Linked DNA regions of Mus musculus: regions 2 and 3 are each linked to region 1. A link is a loop called in an ENCODE intact Hi-C map of the cell type or tissue named here. Cell type or tissue: gastrocnemius. All regions are shown on one strand.

Evidence for each region. Hi-C counts contacts between places; a loop is a spot of excess contacts. Peaks named below come from ENCODE experiments on the same cell type or tissue, not always from the same donor. Only the 100,000 strongest peaks of a DNase experiment are listed, where the experiment ranks them.
Region 2: it touches region 1 in a loop (3-fold over the local background); 14 of 42 quality-filtered maps call a loop at or near these places.
Region 3: it touches region 1 in a loop (2.0-fold over the local background); 11 of 42 quality-filtered maps call a loop at or near these places.

The regions. Positions count from the first base shown.
Region 1 is chr4:46,026,729-46,034,728 of GRCm38, forward strand. Tdrd7 (tudor domain containing 7) reads left to right here. Exons shown (of 17, transcript NM_146142.2): 16 at 2,919-3,079; 17 at 7,568-8,000. The coding sequence ends at 7,788. Among named protein-coding and RNA genes, the nearest start is that of Tmod1, 8.5 kb to the right of the region's middle. In gastrocnemius, a CTCF peak has its summit at 3,038; a DNase peak (open chromatin) is centred at 3,036; H3K4me3 peaks cover 188 bases; H3K27ac peaks cover 1,167 bases.
Region 2 is chr4:46,123,267-46,131,266 of GRCm38, forward strand. Tstd2 (thiosulfate sulfurtransferase (rhodanese)-like domain containing 2) reads right to left here. Exons shown (of 10, transcript NM_173033.3): 4 at 5,961-6,081; 5 at 1,634-1,759; 6 at 777-882. Among named protein-coding and RNA genes, the nearest start is that of Tstd2, 11 kb to the right of the region's middle. In gastrocnemius, CTCF peaks have their summits at 3,462 (motif pointing left) and 7,129 (motif pointing right); DNase peaks (open chromatin) are centred at 3,458 and 7,151; H3K27ac peaks cover 301 bases.
Region 3 is chr4:45,968,570-45,976,569 of GRCm38, forward strand. Tdrd7 (tudor domain containing 7) reads left to right here and starts at 3,728. Exons shown (of 17, transcript NM_146142.2): 1 at 3,728-3,867. In gastrocnemius, a CTCF peak has its summit at 3,592; a DNase peak (open chromatin) is centred at 3,690; H3K4me3 peaks cover 2,148 bases; H3K27ac peaks cover 2,706 bases.

The DNA of each region.
Region 1 (8,000 bases):
TCTAGTAGTCTGTGCTAAAAATTCCTCAGAAACAGTTTGTGGCTGAGTGATTATCTGTCTTAAGGGGAAAGCAAAATTAGCATTTTTTTACTTAGGTAGATTCTCCCAGGTCTTTTGAGTATTATAAATAATAATAGTCAATATTATAAAGAATAAACCATTGCTTCCACCTCTGGTTATTCAGTAAGAGTCTCTGGAAAGAAACTGTTAGTTGAAAGATGCAGATTCCCAGCACACACTGGGGTTGCTTCCTGGCAATTGTGAGCACCATTTTAGGGAGTGGCGTGCATTGATTGTTCCCCGCACCTGTGCCCTGGTACAGGATCTGCCCCAGTGGAGCACAAGCCCCCCCACTTCACACTACACATGCCACTGGGGCTTAGGAAATGAAGAGCCAGCCGAGAGAAGATGAGCTTCTTAATGCTGAACACAAATCCCCACCCTGTTTTCCCTCCATCACTCCCCCAACACACACACACACAGAGTTTAAAAAAGGTCACAATGTTAATTTTTTTTACACAAAATACTTCCTTTCTTAAGATAGTCAACATATATGCATATATAAAAATGTCATTTTTATGAGAGAAAAAAACAATTTTTAACTCTTAAAATGTGGAAAAGAATAATAGTGCTCATTTTGAAAATCATGAGCCTGTGTCATGAGCTTTTCACTGTATAATTCATTGTGTCACTTCATTCACTACAAGTAAGCGTAAGTAGGGTTGACACTCAGTTTGTATGAGTCTGTCTTAATCAGTCTTCCCAGGTAACTTAGTTCTCATGCAGATGGCATCAGAGGGTGGATGAGTGATGTTGGTGTTGGCTCGGCCAGCCAGGAGAGGAAGAGTTGCCCCTCCGGCTCTCCAGCATACAACCGGGGCAGCTCTGCACCCGCACTCCGGAGCTTTAACCAGCTAGCTGTTCATGGATAATGGATATTTTATAGATAAGATAATATTAATGATTTTTTTATTTTTATGCGTTAACCAGTGTTAAGTGTTTAAAGAGCTTCTATCTTACTTAAGACTCTCAACTGTTGAACTTTATTCCCAGCTATGGCAAGCTAATGCATAGGAATTCGATACGGTTTTTAAATTGTCATGGTCTCCAAATCTCTTAGTGAGAAGCACTTGGAAACACATTAAAGCCCTATCCTCCTTTCTTACCCAGCCCCTGAGTCTAACCCTCAGGAAAAGGCCCAGCATCTGCGTTTTTTAACACTCTGGGTTATGACTGCTCTGGAGTTGATATCTAGTCCAGTCTGAGCCTCTGTGTAGTAATCACCGGGCTTCAGAAGTTCAGCTGAGCAGAAATACACCCGTTTTCTGCAGTGCTCTTTTTATTCCTCTGTACTCAGTGGACTGGAGACACAGAGCGCCATCCCTGGCCCCCTGTAGCTCACTGATGATGCTGTGGGTAGAGACCAAGTGTATTTATTGTACCCCTTTGAGCAACCTGCAGCCTGCAGCCTGGCATCTCTACCAGGAAAAATCCCCTCCAGTCTGGTCTGCAGTTTTCACTGAGTTATCTGCAAATGGTGGCTGGCACTTTTAAATGCCTATTGTAACGCCAAGTATCGAGCTAGACACTTGGAAACAAAAAGTAAACCGTTACACAGGAGACAGCTGAGGCTCAGGCCAGTGTGACACTGCAGGGCTATGGGCCAGGGCGATTTCCGTTCCTGTGTGCTTGGCTCCCAACCCCCAGCTGTTTGTCATGAATCCTTTCTGTATCCCAGTTGTCTGTGAGATACATACATTCTTGCTTACTGCATCTTAGACCAAGGTTCCTGTGTTCCTTAGAAGCCCTCAGTCACATACAGGGATTAAAACTGGCCTCGTTGTAAGCTACTAGCTGTTTCACCCTGGGCTTGCTTCAGGTTTCTGGCTGATAAACTCATTGCAGAGAATGCTTGGTCCTGCCACCTGAGGTCCAGTCCATGTCAAACAGAGAGAAAACACATTTGTTAAGGAGAAGAGAGAACTGAGAATGGGAGGGGCTCCAAAGGAGGATACCCAAAAATAATGTTTTGTTCAGAACTTTTGATCTCTTCCCCAAACAGCCACCGAGTCCTCTGCCTTCACAAGTCCTCACTCTGGCCTCCCTGGCATATCTGCCCCTGCAACCATCATGTCCCCTCAGCTTTTCCCTGCTCTTAAGCAGCTCTCTGGCTTCCCCTCATCCTACCTGCGACTCTCTTTTCATCGTGCAGACATAGACCATACATCAGATGTGGCCATCTTGTGTCTCCACAGAGTGAGGGATCCCTTGCCTTGTCCTGACCACCCCCATGGCATCTGTTTCAGCCTAAAGAGAGTGACAGTGCAAGAGCCACTGCCTTTGCGTAGCCCCATGAGGCCTGTAAAACTCCAGCCTGTATCAGAGAGGATCCAGGGCCACAGCAGGCAGTGCTAACCTCTGGGGAGAAGCAGCCACAGTTGCTTCCAAACTTCCATGGCTCATTTGTGTGTGTGTGTGTGTGTGTGTGTGTGTGAGTGTGTGTGTGTGTGCATGTGTGTGTGTGTGAGTGTGTGTGTGTGTGTGAGTGTGTGTGTATGCGTGTGCGTGTGAGTGTGTGTGCGTGTGTGTGTGTGTGAGTGTGTGTGTGTGCGTGAGTGTGTGTGTATGCGTGTGTGTGTGTGTGTGTGTGAGTGTGTGTGTGTGTGCGTGTGTGTGTGTGTGTGTGTATGTGTGTATGCGTGTGTGTGTGTGTGTGAGTGTGTGTGTGTGTGTATGTGTGTGTGTGTGTATGTGTGTGTGTGAGTGTGTGTGTATGCGTGTGTGTGTGTGTGTGAGTGTGTGTGTGTGTGTGTGTGTGTGTGAGTGTGTGTGTGTGTGTAGCATATAGTGCTTGTTTCCCTTTGGAAAGGGTGCTGACTTGGCCTGTTTTTTCTCTTTGTAACCCAATGTGTCCGTAGGTGGTACAGGGTACTTTTAAAAGGAATCCTGACCAATGGGCTGGTGTCTGTGTACGAGCTGGACTACGGCAAGCATGAGCTCGTCAACATAAGGAAAGTGCAGCCCCTAGTGGACGTGTTCCGAAAGCTGCCCTTCCAGGCGGTCACCGCTCAACTGGCAGGTAATTTCTGCAGTGGGGCTCAGCTATAGTGGGGCTTGCACTCTGCTTGGTGCTAGGTTTTTAGTGAGTGCAGGGTCACTAGTTAGCCTGCTGTGTGTTGCTTCAGCTTTTTAATGCTAGCAGCATCCTGTCCTCGGTGATCATTTTCATGGCCAGTCTGTTCCCCTGCCCCCCCCCCCCCCCACTTTTTGACTTGGTTTGCATTGCCTGATAAATTCCTAAAGCTGCAATCCTGGGATAGATAGCGATGTTGCTTGGTTTTCCTCACTCACAGTCTCCCTGTTTGGGGGACTATATTATCCTATGGGCTAGTTGTCATTTCCCCACCCCCAGAACTGCAGATTGAACCGCGCATCGTTTGTGGGAATGCTAAGTACAGCCTGAGCTATACCCCTACCTCCTGCAGCTTATTTTGATGAACATAAAGCATTCCATTGACCCAGTATTTCCCTGGTTTGAACAGTAATAAAAACAAGCAAAAGGTAACAGAAACTTTCAGCCTAAATAACCAATAAGCACAAATTAATTATTTTTAATTCTAAACTTAGTAACTGCTACACAATCACAAGATTGTGTAAGGGCTAGTGAGTTTCTTGTTTGCATCATAGCACAGCTTATAAATGTGTAACTTCACCACACAGTGACATTTGGTATGCTTATTTAATGGCTCTACACTGGACACTGCTTTGTATGTTGCCTCATGAAGTCTTCCTCTGCCCTTTGAGAGACAGTTCAGATGTGGCTCCCCTATGAGTGACCACTGGGCCCCCTCAGTTTGAACAAAAGGCATGGAGGCCAGCAGAACACCTGTGCTTCTGGGTCCTCAGTGTCCTGCCATGCTGGGACAGTGTGGCCTTGCAGCCTCCTTGAGCCACTTGATGCCTTCGCTGCTGCCTGAGGCCCTGGCCTTTTGTACCCCATATGTGGGGCAGTTGGGGGACGAGGTGCAGACAAGGGTGGATGTGAATTCTCTGCTGGTTGCCCAACCTCTAGTGCAAGATCATTCTGAGATCCTTGCCCTCTGCCCTGTGCCTGACTGCTAGGATTCAAAGCAGCTTCCCATGGCGGTTGCATGTAAAACACAAACAGCACTTACACAGCACTTTGTCTGTGCCATGGCCACTAGTCAGTCTGGGCTTGCAGTAGTTTCTTCAGATTCAATACTAGCTTTTCCTTCATTTCCACTTTGAATGCCCAAGTTTACCCAATAGCATGTTCTGTCAAATATGGCATCTCACTGCCAAGAGGGTTCTCTGAGGGATGGGTGCCTAGTGTCCCTGCTGTTTTGACAGGGCCTTCAGAGTGTGCACACGCGCGCACACACACACACACACACACACACACACACACACACACACACAGAGCTTTCTACTGTCCTAACCCACACTGCTGTAGATCTCCCCCTGAGCACCCTCTTGCAGTGCACCACACTGTCTGATGTGAATGCTGTGTGTTCATTTTCATTTAGCTCAAATATTTTGAAATCCCTTTGGGGACTCTTTGGCCTGTGAGTTAGAATTGTGTTATTTCTTCTTGATGTCCTGCGATTTTTTTTTTTTTTTTTTTTTTTTTGCTAGCTTTCTGTTAATCTCCATTGTGGTTTGACCAGACATTGTGTGGTTTTTGTTGTTTTGAATTTGTTCAGGTGTTTTATGTCCCAGAATATGAGTCCATGAAAACTTGAGAAAAATTATAATCTGCTGTTAGTGGATGAGACCTGTAGATCTAACAAGTGTTGAGTTTAGTGTGTCCTGCTGGAGCTACCCCTACCCTGTGTGTGTGTGTGTGTATGTGTGTGTGTATACAGGTATGCTGGTGCCCATACCTGTTTTTGTTCCTGTTGAAAACAGAGGTCAATGCCAGGCATCCTCCTGTTTTGCTCTGGACCTGGTATCTGGAGTCAAGGTCCTCTCACTGGATGTGTGTATTCAATGTGTTGATGAGAGGACAATGTCGGCTGTCTTCCTCAACCACTGCCCACCTTATTTTTCTTAAGATGAGCTCTCACTGAACCTGGGCCTGAGTTCCTAAGCTGGCTAGCCAGCAAGTTCCAGGGCTCCATCTACCTGCCTGTGTCTCCCTAGGGTGCAATTGTGAGAGTGCAGCACACCTGCCTTTCACTTGCGTGCTGGGAGTGCACACCCTGGTAGGTTCTTTACAACCAAGCTGGGTCCTAGCTTTCCAGGCTAATGGTAAGTAGTGTTATTCTCCATTGCAGTTAGTGGCAGTACGTCATGGACTTTATAAAACAACTTCGTCCTTAGGGAAAACAGTTACGTCCTCCTCCCCTCCATGACAACTCTGACTGAAGCCATTGATTTGCATATATATTACTAATTTGCATAATCAGCTACTTTGATGCTAATAATATGAATGTACTGTTTTCTACTGCTAGATCCGTTACAAATAAGAATGGCTGGGCACTTGCCTGTAACTCCAGCACTAGGGAGACTGAGGCAGGAGGATTGTGAGTCTGAAGCCAACTTGGGCTACATAGTGAGACATAATCAAGCCTCAGAAGCGAACAGTGTGACTTCCCCTCGTCACTCTGTGGCTCTTTCTCTGATGCGTTCGCTCTCTTCCTCTCCTCAGACCCGGGTTTGCTTTTTCCTCTGAAGGTCTTCCTCATTGCTTCCGAAGCAGCCTATCAGCAGACTCCACCCGGTTTTTACTTGTCCACAGTCTGTTCTTCCTCCTCCTCTTTTGTTTTTCTTTTCTTCTGCCCCTCCACATCCCGCCTCTCTAGATGAACCCAGTGCCTGCGAAGCACTGGGCCCTGCACTGTGAGGGCTTCTTGGGCAGGGTAGCTGTGAGCTTTTTCCTTCTCCACTGCCGCACTTTATTCCTGGGCTCTCCAGTGCAGTGCGGTGCGGTGCAGTGCGGCTGCAAGTCTGAGAGTCTGTCCCACTGCACCTGAGCTGCTTCCCCTCCTTCGGCTTCTTCCCCAGCTTTCACTGATTTTAGGTTTTCTGACGTTGGGTGTGATGTGCAGAGCTCTGTGTGTGTGTGTGTGTGTGTGTGTGTGTGTGTGTGTGTGTGTGTGGTATGACTCGGACCGGAGGTCCCCAGCTCACTGGCAGTGTTTGTCCCCTTGCCTCCTTCCCTCTCTCCCTTCCCCGTTCCCACTACACTGACCCTCACACTGTCCCAGTTGTCACAGTTCTGACTCCGTCCCACCACCCCAGCCTTCTCTCTGCTTCAGTCTTAGAAGCTTCTCCTGTTGCATGCTTGCGATCAGAGACTCTTTCCTGGCCCCGTCTGCCCGGCCAGTGAGCTTAGCAGACTTCTTTCAGCGCTTTTGTTGGTTTTGTTCCCAGCATTTAAATTTTTTCTTTCCACTTTTCTAAAAATTTCCATATTTCTATTAATCATATTTTTTCTCTTTGGTGCCAAGCATGGGCACATAGGCAAGCAAACCCTTTCCCACTGGGTGGCATCCCACCCTCCCTCTGTTCTCATGTGCAGCCTGTCTCCTCCATTGAAGCCCTCAGTTGTCACTCAGGGTTACTTTAAATTCCTGCCTGGTCACTCCAGCATTCCTGCCTTATCTGCTGATTCCAATGGTTGCTCAGTCTCTTCAGACTGTGGGCGTGGCCTTTAGAGTCACTTGGTGGAGGTGAACATGATGCACTGGTAAAAGGCATTTCTGAACAGGCCCTCAGTGGTGAGCGTGTAAGGGGGTTGGGACTGGGGAGTCTATAGTCCCATAGCCAGGTGCCACCATGAGTCCTGGGTGAGCCTATGCCTCCAGACTGTGAGCTTCACTTCCTCCCAGGAGTCCCTCTTATGGGGAGCAGGATGGCTGTAGGCAAGAGGGAGCCTGCGTAAGACCTGCCTGAGCATTCCTCGGATCCATGGGCTCAGATGAAACATTGCGCTCTTCTCTATGGCTCTCTGTTGTTGTAAGAAATGACAGTGTGGGGCTGGAGACATGGCTCAGTGGTTAAGAGCACTGACTGCTCTTCTAGAGGTCCTGAGTTCAAATCCCAGCAACCACATGGTGGCTCACAACCATCTATAAGGGGATCTGATGCACTCCTCTGGTGTGTCTGAGGGCAGGTACAGTGTACTCATATAGATAAAATAAATAAGTCTTTTTAAAAAGAAAAGCAAGAAATGACAGTGTACATAGATCATATAACCACGCTTTTCTGTTAATTCAGTGTTGGTCCTGACATTTTCCCCTAGCTATCTCAATTCTAAAACTTTATAATTTAGGTATAGGAAATGGGTGTGGTCATCACTACCCTGCTTTATACACAGCACGGTCGTCTCAAAGGGAACATGTGTCTGCAGGTAGTCTCACCTTTATTCACGATAGACAAGCTGTGAGCTGAGGAGCTTTGGGCTGCTATTCTCTGCCGTAGGCAGGTCTAACCTGGAATACTTGAAGTACTTTGTAACTGACTAAACAGTTCTCCCGCCCAGTGGCTCAGAGAAAGGCAGGAGTGGCCACTCACTGCCCCCTCACCCCCTGTCTTCTCCTAGGCGTGAAGTGCAGCCAGTGGTCGGAGGAGGCTTCGATGGTGTTTCGAAATCACGTGGAGAAGAAAGCCCTGGTGGCGTTGGTGCAGACAGTTGTTGAGCACACTAATCCTTGGGACCGGAAAGTGGTGCTCTATCTCGTAGACACGTCGCTGCCCGACACTGACACCTGGATTCATGACTTTATGTCACAGTATCTGCTAGAGCTTTCGAAAGTTAATTAATCACTGCTTGAGATGTTGACCGCTAATGAGATTGTTCTCAAAGCAATAATACAAAATGTGTAGGAGGGTCTTAAAACATCTTATTTTTACTACATGGCTCTGACTGTTGTGGAGGATTGAAAAGAATATGCTTTGTTTGATGAAAGATATTTAACAAGTTTTGTTTAATGCAGTTGACTTTTCAAAGAAAAATTGCACTTGAATTATTAATA
Region 2 (8,000 bases), 97 kb after region 1:
AGCCCCCTCTTATTTAATCTTAATAGAATCTTAAATCATTAACAGCAGGAAATTCAATGACAAGATACTTATTAATCAACTGTTGCTAAAATGTTTTGGAGATGGTAACGGTTACACTTAAATGTTACTCTTTCTTTTAAAAGTGTTTATTAAAGGATTTATGAATACAATAACAGGATCTAGGATGAGAGAGAGGGTTGGGGTACAGAGGCCAGCTTGCCATGAATGAGCAGCTGCTGCGGCTGTGTGTAAGCATACGGAAGGTCACTCTATTATTCTCAGCACTCTAGTTAATTTTGCAAATGTTCATGGTAAAAAGTAAAACAAAACCAAAAATCCCTGCCAAACAAATGTCTTTCAGTCATCTATAGTAACCGCAGGGAAGCAGGGATCGAATGTTCGAAAGTTCTAGAATGCTACTTTGTTTTTGAAAGCCATTTGCTGACTGTGGCAAAAGCCCATGCATTCTTTCTGCTGATGAACTATTTGCAAATAACCACACAGCTTTCAGATTGCTCTCTCTAGAAAGAGGAAACAACTTCTTGCCAAACTATCACCAAGAAAAATGTGCTCTGGGTCTATAGGTGAGCTTTTAGTTACCATAAGCACCACAGAAGCCAGCCTAAGTGCTGGATGGACAAAGAGTTAGCCTCCCATGGCTATTTTAAAGAGAAGACTGACTACAGTTTTTGCTAATCAGGACTTAACTTTCTTATTTGTCTATTACACTTTATATCTATGACAAAAAGTAACAAGTCTTTAGAACATTAGCATACCGGGCTTCTTGTAGGAGACCTGACTGGGGCTGATCCCCATAGGCACGATCTCTTCAAACACACCGACTCGCAATTCCGGGAAGCAGTGAGACCCTCCTTTGCTGCTCTAACCAAGGAGAAACAAGACAGAGTTTACTTGTCCCACTGCCAGGTAAAGACAAATGCCATATGGAAGAATTATGGTATGTTTTACAGTGTGATAGCTGAGATTTTAAACCTTGAATTGGGGGCAGGAAGGAACTTTCAATGAAGATAAAGTTTAGGTCCAAAATGTTCCAGATAATTCAGCATGTTAATAAATGTTCCCTGTGCCTCTTCCATATGCAGGAACACTGTGTTTGTATGGCTATGTACATGTGACTCAGCACCACTGAGAGAGTCACACGTGATCACACACCAACTTTTGTTCTGGAGCAGTGACCACGAGTGTCTTGCTGTGGCCAGCATGAGAATTAGTAAAGTGTTCCCACCAGCTTACCACATACTGTGACAAAGCACACAGTACTTAGACACATCACCTCAGCTGAAAGAACCACAACTTTATTCTGATGTGGTGGCAACTTTAATTTCAGGTTTACTAAAACCACAGTTCACCGCAGAGATCTGTAAACCAGTCTTTCCAGGATTTAGATGCCAGCTTGTGTAACTGTGCCATCCTTATAGGAAGGGAAATGAGATCTGGAGAGGATTCCGACATGCCAAGTGACATGGCCCTCGACAGAAACAGTGACGAGCCCACCTGTTTTCCTGCCCTGGCTTGGAGCTCAGGGGAAAGGGGCTTGTCTGGCTCTGAGTGTGGCTCTGAGTGTGCTCTTCAATGACCTACAAGCAGACTGCTCTAGCTTTAGTTCTTTTACCTTAAAATCATCCTCGCTCAGGTAATCCTTAAATAATGGGCAGGAAAGCATGACTTCCACGTAGAGTCTGGTGGCCACTTTGCTTCCGCCAACAGTTCCATTGATTCCTTCAGTAGCAATCCGAATCTGAGACACAAAAGAGGAGAGGGGTGCTGTCTTGGCTTGGGTGTCTTCCCATGATAAACTAAAGGCCCCTTTCATGTCAGTGAGTGTAACAGGAAAAGCAGAGGCCCTGCTGTGGCCACCACAGTATCACAATATAGAGCACAGATGTCCCTCTGAAGCAGCGGGGCCTATTCAGCTTCTAGAGGCTTAGGAAGATGATGAGCTCCAGCCCTTCCTTATGGGAGGCCCAAGACGCTTACATAGGTAGAACGACGCCAGAAGTGGAATTAAAAAAAAAAAAAAAAGCAAAGCCCACTGAGGAAACTTTACCCCAGTCCTAAAGAGGGACCCTACTTGACAGTGGGAGTGCACAGATCACCTCTGCTTGGAGGCCAGGGAAAGCCTCCATCTCAAAACCATAGGCTGAATTCAAGTTCTCTTTTGCTCACTGAAGTGCCCCATGTCTGCATTCATGCCTGCTACGTGGTGGGTGCTAATGTGTAAGAGCACGTGTAGCCACATCTGCGGCTCTCTAGCTTCTCTAGGAATGGCACGTGAGAGCTGGGCCAGGGCAATCTGGGGGCTTGCATAGTGGGTTGTCCTAGTAGAGGAGATCCCATACATGAGTTTAAGATGGAGCAGCTTTATAAGGCACCATCCCCAGAGTAAGGCGCTAGAGCACACCAGCTGAGGACTCACACAGTCTCTGAAGAGAAGAGATCTGATCAAAGACCCTGAACTGTTACCATTATTCAAACATGAATGCAGCCAGATTGTAAAGTTGTATGTGGCCATTCATTTTCAGTGTCTCATGTGATCCAACTTTTTAGGCTATGGATAAACAACAGGATTCATCCTACAAGCCAATGCCAATTAACTGGTAGCTACCCAGAGATGAAGTATCCTAATTACCACTGACTCCTTGAGAAAGAGGGCTGCAGTAGGGTGAGGTGGGGTATAGGTGCTGCATTCCTTTAATCCCAACACTTGGGGAACAGAGGCAGGACAGTCTCTGAGTTCAAGGCCAGCCTGGTCTACAGAGTGAGTTCTAGGAAAGCCAGGGATACACAGAGAAACTGTCTCAGAAAACATACAAAATAAAATAAAATAAAATAGAGGCTGCAGTCCAGGGGAGACTGCTGTGGGTATGAGGCAGGGAACACAGGCCATCTCTGTGCTACAGGCTATGCACCTATCTATCACTAATAGGGACGACAACAACAAAAACAGCCTGAGACCAGCAATGTCAGGAAATCTGTCTGAAAACAGTCTGACTGGGTGATGGTGAATGTACATTTTTATGCGATTATTTCTAGGTAGACAGGCAAATTCTTTCCTATTTCATTTTAATCTCAGAAGCCAAATGCATGCCATACACGCATTCCCTACAGAGCCATCTCTAAACTCACTCACTCTCTAGCAGTACCTAGATTCTCAGAAAGTCCTTCAGACTTTGATGGAAAGGCCCTGTAACTAGGAAATAGACAAGGAACAGCTAGCACGGTGGAGCACCTGCTGAGAGACAGCACTCGTAACTGTTCTGCCATCTCTACATCTCACTCACAAATTTCTTGAGGTCATATGATGTACATCAAGGGGCATTCAGGTTCTCCTTTTCCTTGCCTAAGAACCAAGAATGTCAAAACCCAGTACTAAAATATCTCACTAACCTGGCCAAGTCTCTGATGTCTGAGAAGCAGGAAGATGCTGCCATCTGGTGGGCAGGACTGCTCACTGCTCGTGTGCCAGGAGAGGCTGGTCCTCCTTGACAAGACATCCCTTTTCTCTGTGTATGTAGCCTAGCCTGCTCTTGGAGTTGCAGCAATCCTCCTGCCTCAGCCTCCTAAGTGCTGAGATTGCAAGAGTGTACCATCACACCTAGCTTTAAAAAGCTCACCAAATAGAGACGGTGATATATAAATAAATAAATTAATTAATTAAAAAAAAAACATAGCACAAATAGTTACTGGTTTTGAAAACTATGTGCTAGGAGTTAGGGATACAGTTGTTGAAGAGTCCCCCACATCTCAGGCTAGAGGAGGTTAAGATGCTAAGAGACACAAAAAGACAAGAGCTATTGTGCTGATAGGACCCTGATATAGCTGTCTCTTGTGAGACTATGCCGGGGCCTAGCAAACACAGAAGTGGATGCTCACAGTCAGCTATTGGATGGATCACAGGGCCCCCAATGGAGGAGCTAGAGAAAGTACCCAAGGAGCTAAAGGGATCTGCAACCCTATAGGTGGAACAACATTATGAACTAACCAGTACCCCGGAGCTCTTGACTCTAGCTGCATATGTATCAAAAGATGGCCTAGTAGGCCATCACTGGAAAGAGAGGCCCATTGGACTTGCAAACTTTATATGCCCCAGTACAGGGGAACGCCAGGGCCAAAAAGTGGGAGTGGGTGGGTAGGGGGGTGGGGGGGAGGGTATGGGGGACTTTTGGGATAGCATTGGAAATGTAAATGAGGAAAATACCTAATTAAAAAAAATAAAACTTAAAAAAAAAAAAAGACAAGAGCTATAGAAGGCACACTGAGGAACATGAATTTGGATGGGAGGTCAGGAAAGGCCTCTGAGAAAAAGTCATTATAATAGAGATCTGAAGCTTCAGAAGAGTTAGACTAGACAGAGTGGGGGTGGGTATCAACTTTCAAGAGAATTCGCCTCAAAAAAAGGCAAACAAAACAAGACTCGGTGGGTCCCAGAAACCAAAGAACATGAGTGGGAAATTTCAGCCAAGGGCCCTGCTCTTGCAGCAGCCTAGGCTGTGTCAAGGGCTTCACCCACCTGTCGCTGCTGGAGCTGTTCTAACAAGATCATTCTGGCTGCTGCACTGGAGAGCAGATTAAGGTGAGAATCGGGGAAGTTACCACACAGACGAGATAGAGCATGGTCAGGGCGATGAAGTGGAAAAGAGAAGAAAACGGATACTTTCAGGACAGGGCGTGGGAATGAGCTGCACGGGTGGGTGATACCAGCACTTGTCAAACAATGTGGGCGTGGAAAACAGCACTGTCCATGAGTTTACTGGGGAATAGGAGAACCACAACCACCAGGTTCTCAGAAGGTCGCTACTTCTCTGATGGTTCATATATGCTTGGCCCAGGGAGTGGCACTATTAGAAGATGTGGGCTTGGAGTAGATGTGTCACTGTGGGTGTGGGTTTTAATACCATGGTCCTGGCTGCCTGGAAGTCAGTATTCTGCCATGTTCCTGCCTTTATAATGGACTGAACCTGTGAACCTGTAAGTCAGCCCCAATTAAATGTAGTCCTTATAAGAGTTGCCTTGGTCATCTGTCTGTTCACAGCAGTAAAACCCTAACTAAGACAACTTCCTTTTGATTTAAAATTTAAAAGTATTTAATGTGCATAGGCATAGCGCTGGAAGATAAGCCACAGAGGGCATTTTACAAAAGTAAACACCATCCTGTCCTGCAGAGGTGTGACCATTTGGGAACATGCTTCCTCTCATAGCACACACTCATAGATACCGGACAAACATGCAGTTTTAATTTCCTTTATTCTACAGTTTCCAATCCTTACAGAGCCTGTTAAGTGCTGAACCTTGTTCCAGCGCTGAGAATGCCCCAGTGAAGGCAAAGCTTCTGACCTCACGAGGCCCCCCCACAAGGGAGACAGGCTCTCCTCTCAGACTGCAGGAAGTCTTTAAGCAGCAGCAAAGGCAGGGCATGGTGAGGACCCTGCACACTGTACTGCTGAGGGAGCAGCACTGGAGTGGCACTCGCTCAGAGTACAGGAGGCCTGACAAGGAGGGGAGGGCCGCACAGAAGGGAAGGAGTAAATGTCACACCTGAGATCACCAGAGACCTGATTCTAGGAAAACCAAGGTGTGACTTGTAATCAAACATGCAGAATCTATAAGAGGCTTTGGAGTTCAGTACATTTCCCTGTCTCAGCTGACAGATGTATCAGAACCTAGCCATGCCCACGAATGTTTCCAATCTATAACAACAATGAATTAAAAAAAAGGTAACAAAACCTGAAATATTTACTATTTGACCCTTTAGGTATAGGGTGACTGAGGCCTGGTCTATAAGCAACATATCAAGAGCTGGTTTATTCTTTACCCTGCAAGCAGGGTTTCCCTCCTTTCGAGAACCCCCATGTGAAGACTTCTCAAAGAGCACAGCTCCTACAATCCAAGATTAAGGAGACAAGAAGAGGCTTGCAGGGCACATCTGGAGCAGGGCTTACCTTGCCTGTAAGGTGCAGGTGATGGCACAGAGCTGTCTGCCAGGCACAGACCCAATGGGGGTCCTCCAAGTCACAGTAGCAGTAATACAGGAGCACCTCTCCTTCCTCGTCACCCTGGCCACTACACAAGGAAAGTCAGAGGAGGGAGCATGTGAGCCACGTGAGCCCCACTTCCCAGTGCACCCACGCAGAGAAGGAGAGCACGGCCACAGGGAGCTACAGTTCCCAGTGCACCCAGGCAGAACTGGAGCCACAAGCAGCCCCACTTCCCAGTGCACCCAGGCAGAGAAGGAGAGCACGGCCACAGGGAGTCACAGTTCCCAGTGCACCCAGGCAGAACTGGAGCCACAAGGAGCTACAGTTCCCAGTGCACCCAGGCAGAGCTGGAGAGCACGGCCACAGTTCCCAGTGCACCGGGGCAGAACTGGAGAGCATTGACACAAGGAGCCCCAGTTCACAGTGCACCCAGGCAGAACTGGAGAGCATTGACACAAGGAGCCCCAGTTCACAGTGCACCCAGGCAGAACTGGAGAGCATTGACACAAGGAGCCCCAGTTCACAGTGCACCCAGGCAGAACTGGAGAGCAGGGCCACAGGGAGCCACAGTTCCCAGTGCACCCAGGCAGAGCAGGAGAGCATGAAGCTGGAACAACCTCTGCCTCCCTCCTATCTTTAGTCTCCTAACATAAGAGCACTTCTCTTCATATTTTCTCTACATAGTACAGTATCTGCACCAGACTTCTTACAAAAAGCAAACTCGCTTCCCTGTCCTCACTTAGCTCTCACACCAGGAGACAGGTATTATTAACCCTACTTTACAGGCAAGCTGGGAATTTGAGCCCACTGTGGCCTATCCTCAATCACAAGGCAGTATCTGGTTTGACTGGCTCACCATGAAAAACATTTTACTTCCATTTTTTCATGTAGTACACTTATCTATAGACGTGTTATTATTGGCCACATAAGACAAACTTTTCTATGTCAGCATGCTCACAGAGTAGCACTAAACCACTGAGAAGACATCACTACTTTAGGAGACCAGAAAAGAGTATAAAAATTCAGTATATAGAATATTGTATTCCCTCTAATTTTTTAAACATTTTATGCATTTAGTATTTTTATGTGTATGGGTGTTTTGCCTTCATGCTTGTCTGTATTTGCAGTGCCCATGGTGGCCAGAAGGTGGCATCAGATCCCCTGGAATCACAGACAGTAGTTATCCAGGAAGTGGATGCTGGGAATGGAACCTGCATCAGCTGGAAATGTAGCTTGCGTTCTTAACCATGAGCCATCTCTCCAGCCTTTCCCAATAATCTTGATGGACGATTGGTCTGTCTAGATGCATATTTGTAAATTCATCAGTGTCTGCCGTGCTCCACCACTCTAGGCAGCAGTGTTCTGTCATGACTCCACCTATCCTTTCACTCTCCTGCTATGGCTACTTACAGTTGTTTCCAGTTTGTCTTTTTAAGTCATTATTTTTTTAAATCTTTATGCCTGTGTGTATGATGTATGTATATGGTAGGAATGTGTTCTTGTATGAATGAAGGCACACGGAGGTCACAATGTGTATGTGGGAGTCCAAGGACAATCTTGGGTGTTGGTCCTCATCTTCCACCGTGTTTGTTCTTCACTGCTGAGTACCCAACACTTGCTGGCCTGGGAGCTTCTGGGGATTCTTGTCCCTGCCTCCCATTTTGCTGTAGAACTGGGATGACCCCAAGCACTCCCACGGCTGGCTTTAAATGGGTCCTGGGGACTGAAACTTAGGTTCTCACATTTATGTGGCAAGCATTTATCCCAATGGACCATTCCTCCAGCCGCTAACATTGGGAAGTACAACTAGTTTATTTTTAGTTAGCATACAAAATAATGTGTTGTTTCCAACATTTTGTTATTACATATAAAACTGCCACAAAAACCCTATAGGTGGAACAACATTATGAACTAACCAGTACCCCGGAGCTCTTGACTCTAGCTGCATATGTATCAAAAGATGGCCTAGTCAGCCATCACTGGAAAGAGAGACCCATTGGACAC
Region 3 (8,000 bases), 58 kb before region 1:
ACCAGGCCCTTCCTGGTCTTGCTGAACTAGTATAAAGAAGGGGAGGTACAGTGCTCCTCCAGGAGCCCTGGATCCTCCCGCCTTGGCCAAGTGTCCTGGGGCCTCCCGTATGGCTCTGTTTAAACAAGTAGGCTGGCAGGATGAACAACAGCAACAACAACAAAAATGCATGGAGGGCTTTTAATGGAGGGTTTTGTTTTTGTTTTGTTTTGTTTTGTTTTTTAAGACAGAGCCTCTCTAGGTAGCCCTGGCTGCCCTGAAACTTGCTATGTAGACTAAGCTGGCTTGTGAACTCACAGAGATTTACCTGCCTCTGCCTCCTAAGTGCTGAGTTAAAAGGTGTGTACAACCACACTTAACTTGGTGGAGGTTTTTATTGCTCCATCCTTTTTAGCCTGGGATGAGGCGGCAGTGGGGTCATCTTTCTCCCTACACTTGGTCCTAGCTTTGTACCTTCTTTCCACGATAAATTCCCTCTGGTGAAGTCTCCAAAGGCCCAAATGATCTACCAGGAGGCTGTCCCTTTGCAAAAGCCACGTATTCAGGACTCTGGGACCTCTCTGCAGCCTTGGAAATGAGAGATGTGTGTGCTTTTTTTCTTGCATAGCAAGAGACCTGCCCATCTGCCTCTGCCCCTGGTGACCTAGGATGAGTTTGGTCTTTCCGTGGGGGAAGAACACCTTTGGACTGCATTCTATCTATTTTGAAATACTGACCTTTGACTCTGAGGTTTCCCCTAAGGGAATTTTTAATGTGTGGAACTTGACTCTGTAAAATCCTGTGTATCTGTGTTGCTCTCATATGTTCTGTCTTACTGTTCCATAAAAGGATAAGAACCCCAAGTCTAAAGCATAGCCAGTTTGAGCTGGGCATGGCAGCCTGTAATTCCAGCACTTGGGACAGTTCAATGTCAGTCTCAGCCACAAGACAGGCTCCTGTCTCAAAAAAAAAAAAAAGTCTTCATTTTCCCGAATTCCAGCTATAAATCGAGCAACAAAACAAGATCATACAACTTCCTTGCTGCAGTTCAGCTTCTGAGGAATCCTCCTGATACACCTCAGCTAAATCCACCTACAGAACAGGAGTTTTGCCCATTGTTCGAGAACAAATACAAAAGCCACTGTGTACAGGAAAAGATGCTCCACGCCATCATGGAGAAAGGCGAGTTAAAGCCTCAATATGAGACCGGTCCCTCAGTGCCGCAGCGGCAATGTTCCACCCTTACAGGGTCAAGCTCCATTTTAAAAGCCTGGTGATGCTGAGTACTGAGAATGAGTGGACTCATGCTTTACAGGGGGCGGAGTCGTGGATAAAAATGGGAGTACAAAGAGATGTGGCCACTTAAGATTGCACTTTGACATTCACATGTAATTATGCATATAATTATACATTATCTATGGTTAAATACACATAAGCATATACTCATATCCATAAATATATACAATCAACAATACATTTCTCCTACATCCTGACATTAATTCTATTCCCTGGTATGTATGTGAGAAAACCATTTGACTACACAATGGTTATTTATAGGTGCTTGGACCAGAACAGGCCCCCCCCCCCAGACTAGAAACAACAAAAATGCACACTAAATTCGAGGAATAAACTAGTTGTGCATAGCCATACAGTGACAGCCATCAACAGGAAGTAACTATTGATAAGCTCAACAGGAATGAGTCACGAACGCATTACACTAAGTGAAAACCCAGGCACAAAGGCTGCACATCCTGCGGTTCCCTACATATGGTGCTCCTGAGAAAACAAAGCTGAGGGGACTGAACTCTCACCCAGCTGCCAGGAGTGGTGGGAAGAGGGAGGGAACAGGGCTAGGTAGAAGGCTCAGGGAACTTCTACAAATAAAACTAGTTATGCATCTTGATTGTGATGGTTGTTGCGCAACTGGATACATTTGTTAAAACTCATCAGACTGCCGTACTTAAAAATATTTGCTTGTGGCAACTATTCGTAAATAAAGCTGGTTATGGAAAACTAGCTGCAGCACATGACTTTTCTTTGTATATCGGATACAGCAAAGGGGGGGACATATCTATAAGCATAAAGGACCTCAGACTTAGGGTTCATGCACATTGTTTCATGATTTATTTTATATACAGAATTCAGTATTGCCTAATTCCCTATCCCCACAGCCATCCTCTCAGTTCACTGATGCTGTTTTTACCCTTCCCTCCATCAGAATGTGGAGCCAGGGCATGTCAGAGTATTATTACAGAGTCCAAATAAAGAGCTGGCTTTATTCTAGGTCTCTGGAAGCCACTGTCATGTTTAGTTTAGCGGACAGGGCAGGGAGAAAGACATCTGAAACAGACTGAAATAGAATCAAGGCAATGTAGAGAATTCTGTTTCAGAGACACTTCGGCAGCTTTAGGCAGGGACCAGATGTGAGATTATGAAAGAGAACAGTGTTCAAAGAACACCCCTGGTCAAAGCCTTAAGACAGAACCTACTGAGCACAGGATATCCGGCTTTTCACGATCTCCTTCCAGTCTATTCATCGCCTACTGCAGCTTCCCAATGAATGCAAAGTTCCTTAAGCACAAGGTTTATAGGCCCTATACACTGTTGCTATTTGTCAGCAGGTATTGAGTCTGTAACAGTTAATTGTCTGCTCACCCACTGAAGGATGTTTATGCTATCTCTGTGTCTTTAAGTATTGCAAGCAAGGCTGATTTAAACATCCTTGTACGGGTCTGTGATGAATAAGCCCTTTCCTTTCTCTTGGGTCAATACCAGGGAGTGGAAACTCAGGGAGCCAAGGTTATAAAGTACTAGTGTATGCAACGACACAGAAGAGTCTCAATAGAATTCTGATGAGTGAAGAAAGCCAGATCCTCCCCCTTAATGACAATACATATGAAATAATTATATTTATATAAAACTCCAGAAAAAGCAAGAGCTCTATAGTAAGTAAGTGGGCACTTACAGGACTAAACGGTAGGGAATGAGGCAAACATTATAGAAAGAGAGAGAACTTTGAGGGTGTGGCTATGTTCCTCATGTTACTATCTGTGATTGTTTCTCTGTTGTATGCATACCAAACACATGAAAGTGTACATTTGAATCGTGCAGCTTATAGTATGGCAAGTGTACCTCAAACTGTTAAAAAAAATTGCTGATTGAGTAAGCAGCAGCAGGCTTTCAGCAAAAATATACAGAATGATGCCAAGTTTTCACAACGGGTTAAAGCAATCCAGCATTAAATAAATGTTAGTGGAATTACCGTGGAGTGAATAAATAGCAGCTATTCAACGTGTTTTGAATGAATTAAAGAATTTGATAAGTATTTATTTTATGCTTATTATATACTGGGCAGTGTTCTAGGATCTCTGCCCTCAAACAGCTTTAGTTTTAGAGCAGTGGATGAAAGCAGCGTTGTTACACACGCGTGAAGGGTATGTGGCAAAGCATTTTAATATAGTCCCCCTCCTCCAAAGAGTGACCTAGAAGACAGCTAAAGACAGACTGTCTAGAAGATGAAAAGAAGTATTGAGATGCTGAAGAGAACGAACTTTGTGGAAAGAGAAATAAATCCACACCCCGAGCGTCAGGACGGCGTGCGCACGCGCAGAAACCGCTAGGCGGCGTCGGTTTCCCTTCTCACACGCGGACCTCGAAGTGGGCAGCCGTGGCCGGAGCGCCTGCGTCTGCGCAGAGCTAAGCCGGCCGGCGAAGGGGCGGGGCGTGGTGCGACGGGGCGTGGCCCAGAGGGCGGGGCTTTAGGTGATTCCCAAGCCACGGCTCAGGCCGTGCGGGGAAACCGAAAGTGGGCGGCGGCCGCCCTGGCGGAGGGAGCGGAGGGAGCCGGGCCCAGAGGCGCGGGCTTGGGCCGCGGGTCCCCGGGACGAGGTGAGCTCGGTCGGGGCGCGACAGGTGCGGGCGACGCGGGGCGGGCTGCGGGACGGCAGGGCACGGGCAGGACAGCGGCTGGGCGCGGCGCCTCAGGCCCGGGCCTGGTCCCCGCCGTGGCGGGGTTCCAGAGCGTCGTGCGTGACGCCCCGGGACGTCCACCCAGCCGGTCGCGGTGCAGCAGGAGCTGCAGAGGGGGGCGTGGGAGGCGCGCAGCTCTGAGCAGGAAGTAGCTCCCGGTCAGGAGCAACCGGCCTCGGCCGCCCGTGCTGGGCAGCGGTACCCGAGCTCTGCGCAGTTGTGCCAGCCCCGCGGGCCACACTGCGGCGGCCTCCGCCCTCGAGACCGGCCGGTGCAGGCCGCGCACATCACACAGGACCTACACGTAGCCGTTCCTGTCAACCGTGAGCGCTGGGGAGGAAACAAGCATTCACGGAGAAGTTGTCTTGGAAGTCAAGTGGGAGCTGACAGCCTTTCTGCTCCTGTCCGCTTGAGGGTACATTTCTGTCAATATCCAGGGCTACCACTACCCAGTCATCTTGGGGAGCAGGGAAGAGAGGTGTGTATAGATGTTAAAGCCCAACCCCAAAGGATTCTGATACCAACACCACAAACTAACCGAGAAAACCACGATTCGTGTTGGTGGTGCCCACCTATGCTCTGCAGGTGGACGTTTGCAGAGAAGTGTTCTTGGAACTAGAAACGCCTTTAGTGGCAGAAGTGTAATTTAGAACTAAATCCCTGTCTCTTCCCGACCTCCATGATGTGGATGAAAATGTGGCATTCTACAGTGCGGCCTTTGCAGATAATGTATTGGAATCTGAGCTTCTAAAGCTTAAATGTAAGGTCGGGAATCAATTGCACCTCTGGTCTCTAAGTCTGCTCAAGAACCGAATGGGAATAGCTAACTGACCCTTTGAAGTGTTCTCAAGACAAGATAAGTCTTTGGCTCATAATAATAATCTTCTAAAGAGGCTTTCTATTTACCCAAACTGCCCATATTTTACAGGTTGGGATTTCAAGGTTTTTGATGACAGGGACACGCAAATTTTTAGGATAAGTTAGCATATAGTGTAGACTCAGCTGACGTAGGCGAGCTTCAGTTACATGCAAAGGACTGTGCTGGCCATAGAGCCCGCAGCTCCTCAGCCCTTCTCTTTGGTAGATTTTCTCTTTGCTAAGACAGTGAGGCAGCACTTGGCAGTGCCTTAAGATTTTAGTCCCTGTGGATTGAAAGTGGAATGTAATCCCTGCTAATACCCTTTTAAATGCGCCACATGAGACTGGCTGGGTGAGCTATTGTGTTGCATCTGGAGTTTAAAGCTCCTAGAAGGATCGCTCTTTTTAAGTTTTCTAATATTTGTTGGGTGTTTAATAGAAATGTAAAGAAAATGCACTTTATAACTCAATTCTGGGTGCCTGTTTTATGTTTGATGAAGTATAAATAGCAAAAATTAAGCTTTGATGTAGAGGAAAATATCTGGATGCTTTCATGAGTCAGGAGTTTATCGTTGCTTGGAGTGAGTTTGACTTTCTTATTTCTATGAATTTGCTTTTTCTTTGTGCCAAACTTGCTGTTTCTTCTCTTCATCCCGTCTCTGTTCTTCATTGTTTCCAAAGTTCCCCCATGAGGCCAAAGATGTCTTTTCAAACAAACAAAAAGTTGGGTTTTTTGTTGTTGTTGTTGTTTTGTTTTTTTGTTTTTTTAGTTGAAGTATGTGTCAGTCAGATAACCCAGTGTGATTTCCAGTCAGACGTAGTATTTCAGTCTGTGCAGCTTTGTCATGAGCAAGCAAACCTATAATGCCCATGAGAACTTTGAAGCTCATTACCTCTTCAAAGGATTAGAAGAAAGCAGAGAATCAGTGTGTAGTGAGAAATTTGGTTTCTCTGGGAAAAAAACAACAACAACAAAAAAACCCAACCAAACAAAAAAACCCAACCAACACCCTCCCCCCATCCACAGAAATATTATAGGAATATGTTTTTGTTTTAATCCCAGGTGTGGCATGGGGGACTGCTTTAGATTGTCAGCAGCAGCTCAGTTGTCTCATGCTCTAGCAGGGGTGTGATTTTGCCAGCTGTGGATAGTTTCTGCAAACATGTGACATTTGGAATTCTGGGGACTCTTGAAAGGGTATATAACTGTTAGAACCTGGAGGTAGGCAGGCATGGTTGCAGCGGCTGCTGTGGCTACTGCTCCTCTTCCTCCTCCCATCCCTGCTACTCCTCCTCTCCCCCTCCTCCTCCTGCTCCTCCTCTTCCTGCTCCTTCTTTCTCCTCCTGCTGCTGGTTGCTACTACTGGTTGGTGGTGGTTGTTGTTGCTCTTTGTTGCAGTTTGTCAAGTGGTCCTGTGCAGAGACCAGAAGAAGACATTGGATATCCTGACAGCAAAGATTAACGCCCCAATCAGCAAGAAGTCTAATGACATCACCACCCCCTTTCCCCTCTAGCCTTCTTCCTCTCCTACCTATTGTTGGGGAGTTGGGAGGGTGGAATAGGGGTGGAGAAGGGTGGAAGGAAAAGAAACCCACATAGTAGTAGACGTGCAGCTACACCAGTGGCTCTTCCCTTATTCATTATCCTGCACATAAAAAAGGAGACCAAAATGAATTGCTCAAAGAGGCAAGGGTGCTCAGTAGTTAGAGGTAGGGTTGAGACCCAGATCCCTGACCAAATCATCATGCTATGTAGATTCATAAAACTAGTTAATGAGATACTATGTAGTGGCCAAAATAAATAATATGAAATAACGAAAAAGAAAAACTGCTTCCTAAATACTTGGAAGGAAGATAATACTCTTTCTTTTAAAACTGGCTATAGGTAGACTTATTTAGGTTTAACAAGTAGACTGCAATTAGAAGGAAAACAGCCCCATAAGCTTGCACACAGTGCGTGTGGTGGTGCATACCTATAATCCCAGCACTCTGGAGGCCAATGGAAGGCTGCATAGGGAGACCTTGTCTCTAAAATTAAAAACGGAAAGCAACCCCACACACCTTGTAATATGGGAAATTGCTGGGTAAGGATCTTGGATAAATTCCTCCCCTCTCTGAGGCTGTTTATTGCTTTGTAAGATGAAAGGCTTGAGCTAGCCTAAGTGATGTCTAAAATTTTCAGCACACATCCTGAGGCTTTTAGATCCCCACTTGTAAAGCCCCAGAATGTGTCTTTCGGAGAGAGCAGCAGTCACCTGAAGTATATACTTAAATCAGTGGTTCTCAGCCTTCCTAATGCATTCCCTCATGTTGTGGTGACCCCCAACCGTAAAGTATAACTTTCATTGCTACTTCATAATTGTCATTTTGTGACTGTTATGGAGTCAGGATGCACAGACTGAGAGCCATTGCAGTAAGACAATGTTCAGATGTTTCAACATTGAGTGAGTAGCTGAGAAGCTAGGAGAGTTTACCCTAATAACCTGCTGTGTTTATTTGGGAAATTCGAATTCATGCTGGGAAAAGTGTTGTGGGAAAGACAAGACAAGTGATACAGTTAGAAATAGTTAAAAAAGAGAAACTTAACAGGAGAAAACCTACAGATGAGAGCCATACTAATGTCACTGTGGTTAGCCGATAGACCCCAGTCACCATAGGACACAAGAGGCATACAGATGCCTGCCTGTGGGATACTCAGTCCATGGTGGACAGCATCAGAAAACATCTGTTTCAGATGCATCAAACTTCGGGCTGTGTGGTGGTGCCCATCTGAGCCCCAGCACTGAGAATGCAGAGGCCAGAGACTCTGAAGTTGGAGACCAGCCTGAACATCATAATGAGAACTAGTCTCAAGCAAGCAACAAAAAGTCCACAAACTCTTCAAAATAAGACTTTCTGAGTAATTTTCTAGTATATTAAAGAAAAAGGGTAATTTTATAGAATATAGTTTTGAAACATAGTGAGGATCGTTTTAAATCATGTAAATTGTTTAAATTTGTGTTTGGCAATGTAGCTCAATGGTAGAAGGCCATGGATTCTGTGTCTGTCACCAAACACACGCTTAAATTTGATTTCCAATACTTCTTATGCAGCATTAGTATCATGGGGGCTTGGCAGTGAAGTGTGTGGCAGAGAGGAAGAGAGAAGGATGATGGATCTGAGAGGCAGTCAGGCTCACCACTCAGGATCTGTAA